Linked DNA regions of Homo sapiens: all the other regions are linked to region 4. The links are chromatin contacts, found by Hi-C or POLR2A ChIA-PET in ENCODE. All regions are on one chromosome and are shown on one strand. The core of a region is the stretch at or near the end of the contact, and the rest is flanking DNA. Distances in the headings are between cores, read along the strand shown. Region 1 overlaps EFTUD2 (elongation factor Tu GTP binding domain containing 2). Region 2 overlaps NMT1 (N-myristoyltransferase 1). Region 3 holds the start of DCAKD (dephospho-CoA kinase domain containing). Region 4 holds the start of C1QL1 (complement C1q like 1).

Region 1 (3,003 bases), core at 462-2,961, 100 kb before region 4:
ACAGGAAGGGGAAAAAAAGACCAGAGAACCGGGGAGCCACATGCCCTTACATCAGGGTCACAGTCACTCATAGCCTCGCCGAGGTCGGAGTCCACACCACCGGTGTAGGTGTGCTCAATCTTGGGCTTGGCGCCCACCTTTGGAGAAGGGATATGCTGCACACACATGTCCACAAAGCCTGTGGATGGAGAAGAGAAAGCCATTAATACATGCCTTCCCAGGGAGCACGAGCAGGAGTTACTGAGCCATTCACAATGGTCAAAAAGCTCAAAGTGCGGGGACTGATTGTTAGCTCTAAAAGCTCTGGCACTATAGATAGTGATAGCCTGCTTCCTGGGAATGTGCTGCTAGAAGATTTGGAGTCACCCTGATGCCAGAAAAGAGCAAGCAGCAGGTATCAGTGGTACATGGTTCCTTGGAACTCAGCTGACAAAAAGTTTAAAGTACATCGATCTATGAACTTTTATTGGCTATACGCATTTACGTGGAACAAAATAAGCACCCCATCTAACATCTACTTAAAACAATTCCCAACCTGACTCCCCTTGAGAAACACTGCATGCATCTCTATTCAATAAGTTACCCCGTTTTCTGAACACATTAATAAACCACATAAGAGGGAACCCCCATGAGCACACTGGGATAGGCCTGTGTGCCTTCAATGGTATCTGGTGTGTCAGATTGATGGGCAGACCAAAATAAGCTATTAAAACTACGCACCTTGGGGGCCCAGACACCTAATTCCCACCGGACTTAGAATCAGAGACTGCTGAGAAGACCCTCAGCCATCACCCTTTCCACTTCCCTGATTTTACAGATAACAAATCAGAGTCATGAAGAATTAGGTGGCTGGCCCAGGGTCATCTCATGGAATGGCCAGGGCAGGATCGAGACAGACTCAGGTGGTTTTTTCAACCAGTCCAGTGTCTTTCTGCTGTATCACGTGCCTTCTGTGTAACTAACCAAGTCTCCCAAGTCCTAGCCTAGTGCTTTTTGCACTATTTCACACTACCCAAGCATCCACCTTCCCGGCTGCCCCCTGGAAAATATACCAGAACCACAGAGCCTGCCTCCCCATCTCATTTACTTGAACACTCCTCCTGGCAGGAAAATGTAATTCCTTTTGGTTCCCAAGATAGAATGTGTGCCATCATCCACTAAGGAAAGCAGCTAGGAAAAACACCAGTGTTCTGCATCTGAATCTGTGGTTTGTTGAAAAGATCCTCAGATTTCTGACCTCCATCGCTGGGTGAGAAAAAATTGCTGTGATACCTGTGGCAGGGCACGAGGATGACAGAGTTAAGGGGCCACGAGCACATTATTACCTGTGAACTCGCCAAAGAACTTTTTGCAGACCAGCCTGAGCAAGGGGCGGATGTTCAGCTTCAGCTCCTCCTTCGTCAGGTGGATGCCAAGCTCGTCTAGGGTCCGTGGGAGGCTGGTGTCCACGTCACCTACAACCTGTGAGGGTGTAAGACACCATGTCAGCTGTAGTGAGAGCCTGAGCATGGTGCTAGAGGGAGACAAGGGAAGTCCAAAGAAATATCTGAAGAACTCCTTCACAAGGCTCTCTTCTATGGAGACAAAGCTCTTGGCAAGGACAAAAGTTTGGTTTCAGCGGCATCTCTGCTACCTACCCTTCAAACCACAGGCAAAGCCAACTTGGTTACATCCCCATCCCAGCCAATAAACCAAGCACTCAGATTGATTACTCCCAGTGCTGCCCCCTGGTGTCTGAAAAGCAGCATCTCCTCCCACTCAGAAACTCCCTCACCTATTAAACAGAAGTCTATTTACAGACTTCTCAGATTTAGAGGATCATTGTGCACTGGAAGGAACCAAAAAAGGTCACCTTGCTGTGGATCCTGTCAGGGCAGGGCCAAGCTAAATCACCCTCAGTAGACTCAAGGTCTCTACTGAGGCAGGCTCTATAAATTTTTTTTATTAATCCATTCCAGTCTGACATAAGATACTAAGTATTTTTCAGCACTAATAAATTTTAATTGCTATTTTATCTTGTTGCTAGGTTTTGCTGTTTTGTCCACCGGAATGGCCACACACATTTTGTGTATGTGTGTGTCCACTGTGCTTATTAAATACCTGCATATTTTATTACTGCCTTGGGAGAAAGGTCTGTATGAAAATTCCTATAATTTTTACCCTTTTAGTCCCATCTTTTAGGGAGTACAAATTCATATAAACGTCATGCTATATTCCCTTTTTTAGAGACAGGGTCTCACTCTGTCACCCAGCCTGGAGTGCAGTGGTGTGATCACGGCTCACTGCAACCTCCACCTCCTGGGCTCAAGTGATCCTCCTGCCTCAGCCCCCCAAGTAGTTGGGACCACAGGCACACACCACTACAACAGCTAATTCTATTTTGTGCGGAGATAAAGGGTTTAGCCATGTTGTCCAAGCTGGTCTTGAACTCCTGATCTCAAGCGATCTGCCCACTGGGACCTCCCAAAGTGCTGGAATTACAGGCGTGAGCAACCACATCCGGCCACGTTATATTCTTTGCTTCTCAGCATTCCACATGCTTAATTAAATCCTTACCATCTCCTGACAAATGATTTCAATCTGACAAGCATCACATATTGTGCAAACAGTTAAGAAAGCAAAGTTCATACGAACATGCTTTGTTTTGTTTTTTTCTGAGACAGGGTCTCACTCCATCACTCAGGCTGGAATGCAGTGGTGTGTGATCATGGATCACTGCAGCTTTGACCACCAGGGTTCAAGCAATCCTCTGGCCTCAGCCTCCTGAGTAGCTGGGACCACAAGTGCACACCACCAGTCCCAGTTGATTTATTTTATTTTTTTTGAGACGGAGTCTTGCTCTGTCACCCAGGCTGGAGTGCAGTGGCACAATCTCAGCTCACTGCAGCCTCTGCCTCAAGAGTAGCTGGGATTACAAGCATGAGCCACCACGCCTGGCTAATTTTTGTATTTTTAGTAGAAATGGGGTCTTGCCATGTTGCCCAGGCTGGTCTTGAACTCCTG
Region 2 (2,906 bases), core at 127-2,626, 110 kb after region 4:
AAAAAAGTGGCCAGGCACGGTGGCTCATGCCTGTAATCCTAGTACTTTGGGAAGCTGAGGCAGGTGAATCACCTGAGGTCAGGAGTTTGAGACCAGACTGACCAACTTGGTGAGACCCTGTCTCTACTAAAAATACAAAAATTAGCTGGGTGTGATGGCACATGCTTATAATCCCAACTACTTGGGAAGCTGAGGCAGGAGAATCCCTTGAACCTAGGAGGCGGAGGCTGCAGTGAGCTGAGATCGTGCCATTGCACTCCAGCCTGGGCAACAAGAGTGAAACTCTGTCTCAAAAAAAAAAAAAGAAAAGAAAAAACAACTTCCCTGTGTTCTTCAGCCGTGTGCTTGATGTACAAGTTGAAACAGGATTTTTGCTCAGTAACTGGCTGCTTGTACAAATTCAAGCCAATATAAAGAAAATGAAATTTGCTCTCTGATTTTAGTTTCGGTCTTGGAGATTTCTAGATACTTGTATTGGCAATGCATAAAGCAGAACAAGAGTTCAGCCCAAGATCCTTCCACAAAAATTGGGTTCATGAGGTGATAGCTACATGGAAGTATCTCCGCTAAATAGGAAGAACAAAGGCAGGAAGGTAGTTTTTACAGTGATTTTGCATATTTGTAAAGACTTTTAAAGTTGGAAGAAGTAATTATTTTCCCCATGTGAAATTATGTTTAGTAAGTATCCAGTTGGTTAATCTACAGCAGTTCTTCACCTTACCTTTTTGATTCTTTCTTTTGTAGAATTATAAAAAGTTATTCTTATGGTAATTCATATTACCATAATTTGTTCCATAAGCTGTTATGGAACCAGCTAATTTGTGGTTATGGACCAGATAATTTGTTCCATAAGCTGTTATGAATAAGAATTTATATTATAAATTGTATCCAACAATGGGACACTGCTTTGTCTCCTAATATCAGCCAGGTCTTGTTTGTTTGTTTTTTGAGATGGAGTTTTGATCTTCTTACCCAGGCTGTAGTATAGTGGTGCAATCTTGGCTTACCACAATCTTCACCTCCCAGGTTCAAGTGATTCTCCTGCCTCAGCCTCCCGAGTAGCTGGGATTACAGGCATGTGCCACCACGCCCGGCTAATTTTGTATTTTTAGTAGAGACAGGGTTTCTCCTTATTGGTCAGGCTGGTCTCGAACTCCCGACCTCAGGTGATCCGCCTGCCTTGGCCTCCCAAAGTGCTGAGATTACAGGCGTGAGCCACCGCACCCAGCCTATGAGCCAGTTTTTAAATCTTATAATGCTTCACGTAATCCTGAGACTGAAGTGAAAATATCTGGAGTAGGAAAACCACAGAGTTGTCCTAGGCTGCAGATGGTCCTGTGTGCAATAACAAAATTGAGTTACTAAGAAGAAGAAGTTATCTTTAGGCCATAAATGACTTTATGGTTTCTGTTGTTTGCCATGGCCTTGGGGGTTTTGCTGAGCATCTGGTTTTAAGGAAGTTACCTTATTTCCCCTTTGAATGTTCTCAGTCTTCCTTCCATGTTAATGCCTTCTGGGTCTCATTAATATCATACCAAGTAGGTGTACTTGCATCTAGACTTCATGACCTTATGCTTGGACTAAAGGAACCTTCAGACTTAACTGGATCTCTCCCTGTCACAGTCTTTCTGCATCAGGGGCACTGAGAGGCCCGGCCAGATGGAAGCTGTGGGAGGCAAGAGTGGACAGCGTAAGTGGGAAATGAGGGTGATAGGCCTAGGGAAAAATTGGGCTTGATACCTTCCAAGTTAAGAAGCCGCTGTTACTCTAGGATTTCAAGCATGGGGGGGACACATGGAAAGCCATTTTCACAGAGGTGAGTCCCACAGCTATATAGAGTTCAGGTGATGCAGAAAGATTGTGAAGGCAAAGAGATCCAGAAAAGGCTGGAGGTAACTTAAGTCCAAGGGTAAGGTCATGAAGTCTGGATGTGAGCATTCCTCCCAGGAACAGGAAGAGATAGGAGAATCTGAAGACATTCTGTGAAGAGAATTGGCAGCATGTGATTTCAGATCACTTTCTCCCTGTATATATATATATACACAGTATCTGTCTGTGAGATGATAGTAATATTCATAATAACTCCGAGGCATTTTGAGACCCTGAAGTCTTTCTGAATTATAAATTGTATTTAACATAATGTTAATGGAAAATTGTATTTTATATTGTTTTAATTCTTGGGGGTTTTGGTGTTTTTTTGTTTGTTTGTTTGTTTGTTTTGAGACAGTGTCTGGCTGTATTGCCCAGGCTGGAGTATAGTTGTGCGATTTTAGCTCACTGCAGGCTCCTCCTCCCAGGCTTCAAGCCAACCTCTCAACTCAGCCTCCCCAGTAGTTGGGACTACAAGTGTGCACCACCACACCTGGCTAATTTTTGGATTTGTGTTAGAGACGGGGTTTCGCCATGTTGCCCAGGCTGGTCTCAAACTCCTGAGCTCAAGTGATCCGCCTGCCTTTTCCTCCCAAAGTGTTGGGATTACAGGCATGACCCACCATGCTGGACCTTTCAATTATTTGAAAATTGATTGTCTAAAATATACAGTTAAAATTACCTCTGTGTTTAGCTGATTCTACAGATTAGGATTCACTGTACTCAGGTTGGACTCCTAATTTTGACTTTTCTTTTTTTCTTTTCTTTTCTTTTTCTTTTTTTTTTTTTCCCCAAGATGGAGTCTTGCTCTGTCGCCCAGAGCTGGAGTGCAATGGCATGATATTGGCTCACTGCAACCACAGCCTCCCGGGTTCAAGCAGTTCTCCTGCCTCAGCCTCCCAAGTAGCTGGGATTACAGGCGCATGCCTCCACGCCTGGCTAATTTTGTATTTTTAGTAGAGACGGGGTTTCACCATGTGGGTCAGGCTGGTCTCGAACTCCTGACCTCATGATCTGTCTGCCGCGGCTTCCCAAAG
Region 3 (3,099 bases), core at 134-2,633, 83 kb after region 4:
GACCAGGCTGGTCTCGAACTCCTAACCTCGGGTGATCCACCCTCCTCAACCTACCAAAGCGCTGGGATTACAGGCGTGAGCCACCGTGCCCGGCCCAGAGGGTAATTTTCAAAACAAAGCTAAGTTCGTGGCTTGCCTGCCTTCAGCTATCAGCCCTCTTCTTCTCTCCTTAAGGTACAGGCACCAAGAGGGGCTCGGAGACCATTTAAACGTTATTTACCAAGGGGACAGATTCAGACCTTGGTGAAGACAGACAGAGGAGGATTTGGTGGGAATTTAGGGCCCTGCTGAGACAAAAACCACCCGAACCCGTCTGTCCACTTTCTATCCATCTACCAGATCTCTAGCATTTCACCCCTTTCCCCAGGCCTATGCCAGCACTGTGCCACACCAACTCAATCTTGATTTATTCAGGTAAAATGAGCACTCTCCCTCCTGCAAAAACAAACACGTTTAAGACATAAAACATATTCAAAGGCTTCCATTTCCTCACCGTTAGAATTGAGACTTAATGTCAAAGTTCACTTGGGTAGGTTGAATCATTTTCCCACAACTAAGGGAGAGTGAAAAATCTTTGAAAACTCTGTAAGCAAACACCTGAAATGCCAACGCCTCCTTTGCGGAGCTGGGGAAGGAAGAGACGGGTGGCCGGATGGCCTCCCTCACTAGTTGGTGGGCGTGAGATCCACGCCGCCCCAGTCCCGGGGGCCTTCACTAAAACCTTAACTGGCCTCCCAGGGGAGAGGGAAGCGGAGGAGAGGGGTCTGAAAATCGGAGATGATCACTCAGCTCAACAGTAAAGCACTTTATACCCACCCTATGGGACAGATACTGTAGCTTTATTCCCATTTTTCAGATGAGCAAACTTGGGATCGGAAAGATACCCCAAGGTCACACAACTGAAGTGGCAGAAGCTAGATTCAAGAATCAATCGGCCCGCAAAGTTCTAAAGGGCAGTGGCTTTGGTCTGATCCTGAGTTTGAATCCACAATCTCCAGCCCTTTCTAGCTGTAAACCTTCCTGCGCGTCCTCAGCCGTAAAACAGAGGAAATAACACGTTGCTTGGTAGGGTTGCTGTCAAGACAATGGGCCGTGGATATAAAAGCACTTGCCTTAGTGCTGGCCGCATACGACGCGCTCAATACATCGTAACTCAGGCTTTCAAAAGAGGCCCGTACGCCCCACTAGGCCGCGAAATTGGGTCGCCCGGGGCGGTGGCAGCCCCGCGTAGCAGCCGCGGCCAGGGCCCGCCCCCTCCCCGGCGCCCGGCTGGCTCTCACCGGCCCGCGTGGCGCGCTACGTACCCAGCGCCTCCGCCGTGGCCCAGGCCTCCGCCTCTAGCCCAATCTCCGCAGCGCTTACAGGCCGGCTCAGCGGGCGAGGCGGGACCTCGGGAGCGCGCGCCTGCAGACCGGACGTCCGGCCAGCAGGCGGGGCCGGGAGAGGTTGGACGGGCGGGGCCGGGAGAGGTTGGGTGGGCGGGCGGGGCCGGGAGAGGTTGGGCGGGCGGGCGGGCGGGGCCGGGAGAGGTTGGGCGGGCGGGCGGGCGGGGCCGGGAGAGGTTGGGCGGGCGGGCGGGCGGGGCCGGGAGAGGTTGGGCGGGCGGGCGGGCGGGGCCGGGAGAGGTTGGGCGGGCGGGCGGACGCGGGAGAGGTTGGGCGGGCGGGCGGACGCGGGAGAGGTTGGGCGGGCGGGCGGACGCGGGAGAGGTTGGGCGGGCGGGCGGACGCGGGAGAGGTTGGGCGGGCGGGCGGACGCGGGAGAGGTTGGGCGGGCGGGCGGACGCGGGAGAGGTTGGGCGGGCGGGCGGACGCGGGAGAGGTTGGGCGGGAGAGGTTGGGCGGGAGGGCGGCCGGACGGACGCGGGAGAGGCCGGCGGGGAGAGCTCGGCCCCGGAGCACGGCACAGAGGTCCCCCGCAACCCCCGACCCGGAGCCATAAATTTTCCTTTCCCCGGAGCCGGGAAGGAGAGGGAGAGAGAGGAGAGGGGCAAAACTGCAGGGTCCTAACTTCGGATATAAAGCTCGGCCACTCGCTACTTGTGCAGCCTTGGCAGAGGTGATCATGAGCACTTTCCACCTGCCAGGTCCTAAGAGCACTTTGTGGGATTATCTCAGCCCGCACAGTCCGCAGGGTGGATACTATCATCATCCCCATTTTACACAACAGGAAACTATGTTTAGCGGTTAATCCATTTGCCCTCTCATACAAAGTCATGTGATTGCAGAGCCCGCATCCTGTCCATACAAGCCTAGCAAGCCACTCAGCCTCTCATCCTGTCTCCTCTCAAAGTGGGGATAATCGCAGCCGTGCAGCGTTGTTGAAAGAATACATAAAAGCCGGGCACGGTGGCTCACACCTGTAATCTCAGCACTTTGGGAGGATCACTTGAGCCCAGGAGTTCGAGACCAGCCTAAACAAGAGTGAGACTAACCCCCGATCTCTACAAAAAAAAAAAACAAAAAACAAACTAGCCAGGCATGGTGACAGTGTGGTCTCATTTACTCGGGAGGCTGAGGCAGGAGGATGGCTTGAGCCCAGGAGGTCAAGGCTGCAGAGAGCCATGATGGTACCACTGCACTCCAGCCTGGGCAACAAAACGAGACCTTGCCTCAAAAAAAATAAAGCATCTAGGCCGGGCGCTGTGGCTCACGCCTGTAATCCCAGCACTTTGGGAGGCCAAGGCGGGTGGATCACCTGAGGTCAGGAGTTTGAGACCAGCCTGGCCAACATGGCAAAATCCCGTCTCTACTAAAAATACAAAATTAGCCGGGCGTGGTGGTGAATGCCTGTAATCCCAGCTACACGGGAGGCTGAGGCAGGAGGATTGCTTGAACCCGGGAGGTGGAGGTTGCAGTGAGCCCAAGATCCGGTCACTGCACTCCAGCCTGGGAGACTACAGCAAGACTCTGTCTCCAGTTAAAAAAAAAAAAAAAAAAAAAAAAAAACTAGTTATCTAGTTATGCCTCACATATAGCAGGAAGTTGTTTTTGTTTTTTTTTTGTTTGGTTTGTTTGTTTGTTTGTTGAGACAGAGTTTCGCTCTATTGCCCAGGCTGGGGTGCAGTGGCAGGATCTTGGCTCACTGCAGCCTCTGCCT
Region 4 (3,001 bases), core at 330-2,829:
ACCAAGAGGAGGGGGAGTTTCCATCTCTTCCACCACCCCCCACCCCCCACCCCCTCCCCGCCTCAGGAGGAAAAACTCCCCCGCCCCCCAGACTGCCTTCTTTTTGGGGAAGCTCTGCTACAGTGGGAAACAGCTCCCCAACTCCCGGATTTTGCAAAGGGTGTCAGATTCGCCCAATGGTCCCTTCTCCAGGGCAGGGGAGGCACTGCAGCCAGGGCTGTAAGCACCGGGCTCCCTTTGCCTTTGTGCCCCAAACATTTCCTGCAGCCAGCCTTCTCCGCTCGCGCCCATGGCCACGCGCCTAGGCGCCCGCGGGCGCGGATGCTGCTTCTCCCTGTTCCATACGCCAGAGCCCATCCTTGCCCTCCCCTTATCGCCCACTGCTGTCGGCCCGAATCCACTTCCCAAGGGGCAAGCCCCCAAGGGCAAGTCCGTGCACCTGGGAGCCCTGCGCTCTGACTAGTTGGGTTCATTTCCCGCATTTCCAGTAGCGTTCCAGACGGTGCCCAGCAGCGTCTGTCTTGGAGCGGGAACCCAGGAACTGAGGATCGGCGATGTCCGCTGGCTCCGACCATCCCCACACGTGATGACCAAGCGGGGCCGCTGTGGGGTGGGATCTCCACCTGCGTCCGCCTGGCGCCCCCGCCAACTCCGATCAGGTACCCATTTGCCCCGGGCTCCCTGGGTGCCCTGGGCCCAGCCCAGCCCCATGCCCCCGCCTGGCCCACCTGGCCATTCTTGCAGAGGTCTGCCCACATACTGGTGCCGTCGCCGCCGCGCATGAGGACATGGTAGGTGAAAAAGTAGGTGCCGGGAATGTTGCACGTAAACTTGCCGCTGGCCGCGTCGTAGTTGTTGCCTAGGTTGGTGACCACGTCGTCAAACTTGAGTACCTCGTAACCCTCGTGGGGGTTCTTGAGGCCGGCGTAGAAGGCCACGCGCGGCACCGTGGTGTAGGTGGCAGTGCTGATGGCGCCGCTGCCCCCCGCGCCCGGCAGCCCCGGAGGGCCCGGCTTGCCTGGCTCACCCTTCTCCCCCGGCGGCCCCACAGGGCCGGGAGGACCTGGGTCCCCGGGAGGCCCCGGAGGGCCGGGCTTGCCGGTGCGGCCCGGCTTCCCCTGGGGGCCCTGCACCAGCGTGGAAGGCGGGGGCGCGCCGCTCTGCTCGCTCAGGGCGTCGCCGCCGTCGGTCCGCGCGCCGGCGCCGGGGCCCCGCGCGGGGTAGGGGTCGCACACCATGCGGCAGGTGCCCAGCATCTCATAGTGGCCTTCCGGGCCGCCCGAGCTCACCAGCACGGGGATGAGCACCACCAGCACCAGCAGCATCACCACACCCGCGGCGGCCGCTAGCAGCGTCTTTCGGCCCGCGCGGAGCCTGGGGAGCGCCGGGCCGCCCGGCCGCGCCGTCGGGGCAATGGTGCCGGCGGGCAGGGGGCGCGGGCTAGGCGCCCGCGCTCAAGGACGGTCCGGCGGGGCTGCGGGCATGGGGCCGGGCCCGGGGCGCCGCGCTGCGCTGGCTGCGCTGCGGAGCCCAGCCGCCGGCTCCTGCCTCGCGCCTCCCTCCTGCTGCGCTGCCGGACTGAGCGCCGCGGCCGCCGCCTCCCGCCTCCCGCCTCCCGCCTGCAGCCTCCCGCCTGACTCCTCCCGCCTCCTTGAGCCGGGCCACCGCCCCCTCGGCCGGGCCCCGCCCCGCCAGCTCCGCGCGGCTCTGGGCTCTCTAGGGGTGGGGCTGCGGGCGGGGCCGGCGCCTAATTGGGCCGCGGGCGCCTCGAGGTGGGCGGGGCATAAGGGGGCGGGGCCGCGGAGACCCCGGGCGGGAGCAGGGAGAGGAAAGAAGAGACTGAGTACGCGGAGACCGAGATTCGGAAATGGGGTGGGGGCCGGGGTCCGAGAGACCCGAGAGGCGCTCCAAGGGAAGGGGAGAGTAGGGACCAAAATGCGAAAGGGAGAGAGGGCCACAGGGAGAGCTAGAGAGCTCCGAGGGGATCGGGAGAGGAGAGGCTTCGAGGGTCGGTCACCAGGAAAACAGAGGGACTGGGGTCGCGACGGGCCAAGACCCGCAGGGGGCGGAAGCGAGGGGATAGCGCCCAGGTCTGCAGGGGACAAAGAGCGATTGAGGGGAGGACGGAGCGGGGAGCTGGAAGGTAGGATGAGAAAGGGGGTTATGAAGCGAAGAAGAGGATACGGAGGGGACCATTTGGCACTCAGGCCTCGCAGACCACCCGTCTGGGAGATCCAGATATCGGATGAATGCCTGTCCGGGGGCCCAGCGGAGCCAGACGGCAGCCGCCTCCTCCTTTCTGGATCTGACTGTTCCGGGACCCGTCTCCCCCGAGGTGGGGCAGGAGCTTCCAACCCCTCCTCGCCTCTGCCCCTTCCTCACCGAACTGTGGCCAGGCTGCTTTTTCCTGGGCCCTTTTCTTCCATCTCCCTCTGCTCAATCCCTTTACTTCTGCCTCTAGACCAGGGAGAAAAGGGGATCCTAAAAAGGTGGGCACCCCCACGTTATTTCTCCATGCTGACAGATGCAAATACGTCCCTGAGGGGTAACCCCCTTTTCCAGCCTCCAGGATGAGGGGTGGATCTCATCCAGCCCCTCAGCTCCTCCTCCCTCACTCCCCAGCCTCCTCCGCCGCCCCCTAACTCTTCTCCCCATCAGGCTGTGGGAGGCTCTCCTCTTCCTCAAGTGCAGCAAAGTGTTTAGGTTGCATAAACCGAAACGTGTCTGCTTCCATCAAAATATTTGTCACATTATCTGAGGCCCAGGTCGGGCTGCTCCACCGCTCCTCCTTCGCCCTCCTTTATCCGGCCCACCGGGGAGGATTCAGCCATTCGGAGGCGACTGGCCGGCTGCTAAAGAATGACATCCCAGCCTCTCCTCTCCCGAGAGCTACCCCCCGCCGGCTCACACTCTCCCTGTTGACCCTTCACCATGGGCAAAATGATTCCCTGGCCTTCCCTACCCAAGGTTGAGGTCGCTCACCTCATCCAGGGCTGGGAGT

Evidence for each region. A loop is a pair of places that touch in the nucleus more often than their neighbours do. ChIA-PET counts read pairs that join two places held with the same protein, here RNA polymerase II (POLR2A). Pooled maps may share reads with other maps.
Region 1: a pooled map shows a loop between it and region 4 (2.0-fold over the local background). The contact joins the enhancer-like site here to the promoter of C1QL1 in region 4. A Hi-C loop is called at or near these places in 1 of 50 pooled maps. POLR2A ChIA-PET finds 5 or more read pairs at or near these places in 5 of 52 experiments (AG04449, B cell, GM12878 and 2 more).
Region 2: a pooled map shows a loop between it and region 4 (2.3-fold over the local background). The contact joins the enhancer-like site here to the promoter of C1QL1 in region 4. A Hi-C loop is called at or near these places in 2 of 168 maps with a recorded cell type or tissue (B cell and naive thymus-derived CD4-positive, alpha-beta T cell), 3 of 37 single-sample maps with no recorded cell type and 13 of 50 pooled maps. POLR2A ChIA-PET finds 5 or more read pairs at or near these places in 10 of 52 experiments (H1, HEK293, OCI-LY7 and 5 more).
Region 3: a map of mammary epithelial cell shows a loop between it and region 4 (2.5-fold over the local background). The contact joins the promoter of DCAKD here to the promoter of C1QL1 in region 4. A Hi-C loop is called at or near these places in 5 of 168 maps with a recorded cell type or tissue (B cell, mammary epithelial cell, naive thymus-derived CD4-positive, alpha-beta T cell and 1 more), 6 of 37 single-sample maps with no recorded cell type and 16 of 50 pooled maps. POLR2A ChIA-PET finds 5 or more read pairs at or near these places in 16 of 52 experiments (A673, Caco-2, H1 and 9 more).

Annotation. Positions count from the first base shown.
Region 1 is chr17:44,863,605-44,866,607 of GRCh38, forward strand. EFTUD2 (elongation factor Tu GTP binding domain containing 2) reads right to left here. Exons shown (of 28, transcript NM_004247.4): 14 at 1,326-1,461; 15 at 51-178. Among named protein-coding and RNA genes, the nearest start is that of HIGD1B, 17 kb to the left of the region's middle. RefSeq lists a silencer at 2,959-3,003. Within about 2 kb of position 1,712, at least 2 of the 41 ENCODE cell types and tissues checked have a DNase peak (open chromatin) inside an H3K27ac peak, as active enhancers do.
Region 2 is chr17:45,076,460-45,079,365 of GRCh38, forward strand. The region is part of intron 1 of NMT1 (N-myristoyltransferase 1); the gene reads left to right. Among named protein-coding and RNA genes, the nearest start is that of NMT1, 17 kb to the left of the region's middle. Within about 2 kb of position 1,377, at least 3 of the 41 ENCODE cell types and tissues checked have a DNase peak (open chromatin) inside an H3K27ac peak, as active enhancers do; they include B cell, where a contact is called at or near this core.
Region 3 is chr17:45,050,249-45,053,347 of GRCh38, forward strand. DCAKD (dephospho-CoA kinase domain containing) reads right to left here and starts at 1,384. Exons shown (of 5, transcript NM_001288655.2): 1 at 1,113-1,384. RefSeq lists a silencer at 1,025-1,524.
Region 4 is chr17:44,966,724-44,969,724 of GRCh38, forward strand. C1QL1 (complement C1q like 1) reads right to left here and starts at 1,580. Exons shown (of 2, transcript NM_006688.5): 1 at 729-1,580. The coding sequence starts at 1,325. RefSeq lists a silencer at 1,511-1,870.